Linked DNA regions of Mus musculus: region 2 is linked to region 1. The links are chromatin loops, found by intact Hi-C in ENCODE. Cell type or tissue: heart. All regions are shown on one strand.

What was found. Hi-C counts contacts between places; a loop is a spot of excess contacts. Peaks named below come from ENCODE experiments on the same cell type or tissue, not always from the same donor. Only the 100,000 strongest peaks of a DNase experiment are listed, where the experiment ranks them.
Region 2: it touches region 1 in a loop (1.9-fold over the local background); 2 of 42 quality-filtered maps call a loop at or near these places.

What each region holds. Positions count from the first base shown.
Region 1 is chr15:59,751,100-59,753,599 of GRCm38, forward strand. No RefSeq gene overlaps it. Among named protein-coding and RNA genes, the nearest start is that of Gm19510, 43 kb to the right of the region's middle. In heart, no CTCF peak of the experiment used is centred here; no DNase peak of the experiment used is centred here.
Region 2 is chr15:59,698,299-59,700,798 of GRCm38, forward strand. No RefSeq gene overlaps it. Among named protein-coding and RNA genes, the nearest start is that of Trib1, 51 kb to the left of the region's middle. In heart, no CTCF peak of the experiment used is centred here; a DNase peak (open chromatin) is centred at 1,153.

The sequences.
Region 1 (2,500 bases):
TCCCAGGGCGTGAAAACATATGCATGTGTTTGTACAGCCAAGTCCATGTTCTTCAGTTAATGAAACGAAACTCTGAAGATCCTGGGTGACTGGAGATTCATTATCTGGGACACAGGTGGTTGGCTTGGTTATTTCTAGTTTGAGAATAGAATAAAGAAGAGGTGAGAAGGAAAGCATAAGGGGAATGAAAAGACAAAGAAAAAATCCTCAAATAATACATTTTTTTGGTATTATCTCAGTAGGACATACATAGCTTCATTGATTTATTTCTTGGTTGTCTCTTTGATTAATCCACTGTGCACACACAGACTGAAAGCTTACGAATCAGGTGCTATATGGAGAACAGGGTCACAGAGTTTAAGATCACAGGTTTCTGGGAACTTGGAGGTAATAAATATGAGAGTGTCCATGAAAGCAAGACTCTCCTCACATCTTCCATTTGAAGGGGCATTGTTATATACTGCACAGATAATGAAATTCCAAGATGACAAATACCCAGAAGAGATAAAGGGCAAAGGGAGTTCAGAGTGGAGAGAAAATATCTCCATCCAGGAATAAACAGGTGTGGTGGCCTACAGTTGCCTAGTTGAGCACTGAAATAGTGTTGGATCTGGATTGTAGCAATTGCAGAGCAGGGGTAGCTAGCTCTAGTCCAGGGGACACAGCTAGGGTGGTGGTGGTGTAAGGGCTGGCTACTGAGAACATCTGCTAAATCTCTGGCTGAGTCTGAGATGGTGAGCTCTTCCAATGGGTTCAGAGCCATTCAGGCAGGTCAACAGTAATCAACAGTATGTCCCTGCACTATTAGGCCATCTGGAATTGCCCAACTCTAGCGAGATGAGCAACTATGTTTGGGGCACAGCTCAACACTGGGGATTTCAAGCAAGTCTTCCTACCTATTAAATATCTCTGAGCAAATAAACTGAGTCACTGGGCCCTGGAGTCAGGGGTTCAGCGGGTATGGGTATCCTCTAGTGCTACCTGCATTCACTCATTTTCTTAGGGAATGTTTATTAAGGATTCACTGTGCCTGGTTCCAGGCTAAGAAATGGTAAATACACAACTTCTGCAGTCACAAACTCAGCCCAGTGAAAGGGTGGACCAGAAAATAGTTGATTCCACACTTTTCAAATCAGAATTTGCTGTGCTTTGGGCATTGCTCTAAGAGGCCTTTGCTCACCACAATGAAGGCTTACACAAAGGCTGGATAGCTTGTCTTGTCACTGTGACCAAGTGCCTGACACAGGCATCTTAATAAAGGACAGGTTTATTTTGGTTTATAGTTTCACAGGGTACAGGCCTGGTGGCTGCATTGGGTATTGGGTCAGTCTATGGTGGTAGGAGCTTTCGGTGACTGCTTCTCATATGACACCAAGCAGGAAGCAGAGAGCCTGGGCTGAAGCAGAAGTGAGTGTACCCTTTGAAGATCACCCTTAGTGGCCTAAGTCTTCCAGCTGGGCCTCATGTCCAGAATGTTCTGTGACACCCTGCACTCTTCTCAAACATCTTTTCTTCTTCTTCTTCTTCTTCTTCTTCTTCTTCTTCTTCTTCTTCTTCTTCTTCTTCTTCTTCTTCTTCTTCTTCTTCTTCTTCTTCTTCTTCTTCTTCTTCTTCTTCTTCTTCTTCTTCTTCCTTTTCTTCTTCTTCCCCCTTCTCCCTTCTTTCTCCTTTCTCCTCCTCCTCTTTCTTCTCTTCCTCCTCTTTCCTTCCTTTCCTCCTCCTCCTTCAAAAAGCTGTGAAAAGGAAGAGGCAAAATTTAAACCCAGGCAGATGTTCTCTGAAGCTCATGCTTTGATCTTCTGTTCACACAGCAAGATGTTTTAACCAAGGTAGCACCATGGGAAGGAAGACAGAACATGCAGAGCAAGGACAGAGCGGCATGTGGAGATGTGTGGAGGATGAATGGAGGGACACCAGCAGGATGAATGGTGTCCCCTTGCTCCAGTCAGGAGAGGTAGGAGGACAGGGTGACAGACATTCATGATGACAGGGGAGCACACAGATTATTTGAGGAGCATTGAGGAGGTGGCCAGGATTCAGGAGTATGAAAGAGGAGTCCAGGGCCCAGAAAGAGCCTGGGCAAGTGTCAGGGTTGGAAAGGTAACTCCTCTGGTCAACTTCTAGAAATACAGCCTGATGTCACTCTGGGTTCCCAGGAACTCAAGGGCCTATAAACAGGCCAGTCACCACAGGCCCACTGAAGCTGATTGCTCTGTGGAAATAAACACCCCCTTACATGGATTTCTGTTCTTCCAGTGTCAAAGATAATCTGCTGAGGCCATTCCCTTGGGGTGGCTTGGGAAACCAGAGGTATAGTGATTCAAGCTTTTTCAGACTTGAATGTCACCATATTCAAAGTGGGGTTTTGTAATAAACCCTTGTGCACAGCAAGGGTGATGTTTGATTGTATGTGTGTGGTGGACCCTCAATCTCATTATAGGCAGGTTTCCACAGGAAATGGCCTTGACCAAACAGATGAGGAACTGTGTGTGTGTGTGGG
Region 2 (2,500 bases), 53 kb before region 1:
ATGGACAGTGTGATATACCATAGTTATTTACCATAGCAAGAGAGATAGGTCAATATTTCAAGGGCACACTACCAATGACCTAACTTCTACTCAGGGTTGTACTAGTTCCCAATCCTGCCACAGGCTGAGGACAGAGCCTTCAATACACGAACCTTTTGGGACACTGGAAATTATCATCTGACCGTGGTGATCCATACACAGAGTCCCAGCACTCAGGAGACTAGGGCCAGAGGACAGGAATCTGGAAACCCATTTAGAGGAGTTTCATGATGCAGGTAATGTTGCACAGTGAACTGAGAAGATGAAGCCAGCTAGAAATATTCCCCTGAACTCTGACCTACAGCCTTTCCTTCTACCTGCCTCTCTCCACCTATAAACCTTGCACAGCAAAGTACTTCCTAGCTTATTCCCTAGTGAGTGTCCTTTCTCCATCTAGGTTGGCGATTGGTCTGGAAGCTGACTCAGGGTGGCTGGGCTCAGGCTGTGGCCAGAACTCATGTGATGCCTAGACTCCTCCCCCACTGCCCTAGGCTCCTTTTTTGAAACACATGGAAAAGGGTGAAGATGATGGGCTTTCCTCAGGCTGCAGATGGTTACTGGGTCAGGCGGACTGATTGCAAAATGAGGATTGGGAAAGGGTGGAGAGGGCAGGACCCAGGATCTCGGGGCTACGGTGGGATCCCAGAGAACAGCCAAGCACCTGCTGGATTTTGGTAAGAAGTGTTCCTCAGATCCCATCACTTCCTGGGACAACCATCAGAGTGCTTGCAGCCCTCAGCCCAGGTTCAAGACCACAGCCCTTAGAGCAATGCCTGGTGCCTTGATAGCATCCACCTTGGGGACATCCTGCCTGATGCTCTGGAGTGCTGGCTCTCTCAGGGTATGACCTCACGTGCTCCTGCTGTGGCAGCAAGTCCCATCACCCACCAAGCAGGCTGGAACTGGCTTCTGGACTTCCTCTCTCTCAGCCTTTAGCATAGCCACTGGCCAAGACTTGGCTTTTTCTATTTGCACAAAAATAGGTCCCCTGGTGACCCCAAGAGTCCTCCTTGAGTGAGCTTCAAAAAGTAGAGATGTCTGTCCTTCTCTTCCTGGAACCAGGATGCAAGGATGTCAGGCAAAAGACCAGGACAAAAGGTGGAAGCTGGAGGCGGAAACACATCCTCTCTGAAGGTAAGAGGCCTGGCCTGGCTGGCCCACCTGTCACGTGACCTGCATCTTTGTTTTCTGGAATTCCTGCTGAATCTCCCTTAAAGAGTCTTGGAAGGAATCCAGTGACATGATGCTCTCAACCAAGTTCTGTCACTAAGCAATAGTTTTAAAAATTATATTTATTTATCGGTGTCTGTGCACATGTGCACGGTGGCACAAAACACACACTGAGGTCAAAGGACAACTTGAGGGAGTCAGCTTTCTCCTTCCACCGTGTGAAACTTGGGAACCAATAGAACTAAGGAAAGTCATCAGGCTTGACTCTATGACTTTATGTGCTAAGCTATCTCACTGGCCCAAGTTCTTCTGTTTTTGAGCACAATGGCAAAAGGCACAGGCCATGAGCATCTTTCCCAAGTCTCCGGTTCTCTCTAGTTCATAATGGATTGCCAAACCCTGCAGGGTTGGAATGACTGTGTGTACTTTGCTCTCAGCTGTCAATGTGAAGAGATGAGAAGACTGCCATATAAGGGAGCCAGGGGGCTGCCGCACCAGGCACGGAGCTCCCAGTGGCTACTTGTGAGGCACCTGGTATTGTCACCAAGAAGCTGGGCTCTGGCTCACAGTTACCCAAGACAGTCATCCCCTCCTCAGAAGTGGTGAGATCAGAATACTCAGCACTGAGGCTGGGCTTTTTTTTTTTTTTTTAAAGATTTATTTATTTATTATATGTAAGTACACTGTAGCTGTCTTCAGACACTCCAGAAGAGGGCGTCAGATCTTGTTACGGATGGTTGTGAGCCACCATGTGGTTGCTGGGATTTGAACTCCGGACCTTCGGAAGAGCAGTCGGGTGCTCTTACCCACTGAGCCATCTCACCAGCCCGAGGCTGGGCTTTTGTGGAGAGTCTGCCGGACATCTCCCACAGCCTTTGCAACAGGTCCTGAGTGGGTGTCTGTGTAGGCTCATGAGTATTGCGATTTCTGTTCCAGAAAATGGTTTCCATTCACATGGTTGTTGTATGGATCTCGAAGCCGCTGGTGTGTGAGATGTCTCCTTTGTGTCATGCTTGGAGTAGTTCCAGGTTAATGGGCTTGGTAACAGAAACCCATGTAGGCATTGTTTGGGAAGCCACAGTGGTCAGAAACAAGAACTCAGGGCCTAGAGAGATGGCTCATTGGTTGTTGTTCTTGCAAGAGCACTTGTTGTTCTTGTAGAGAATTCAGCTTTGGTTCCTGCCTCCTATATGGTAGCTGACAACCATCTCTAACTCTAGTCCCAGGGGGTCAGATGCTATTTTCTGGCCTCATTGGACATTGTACACATGTGGTCTATGAGAACCCAAGT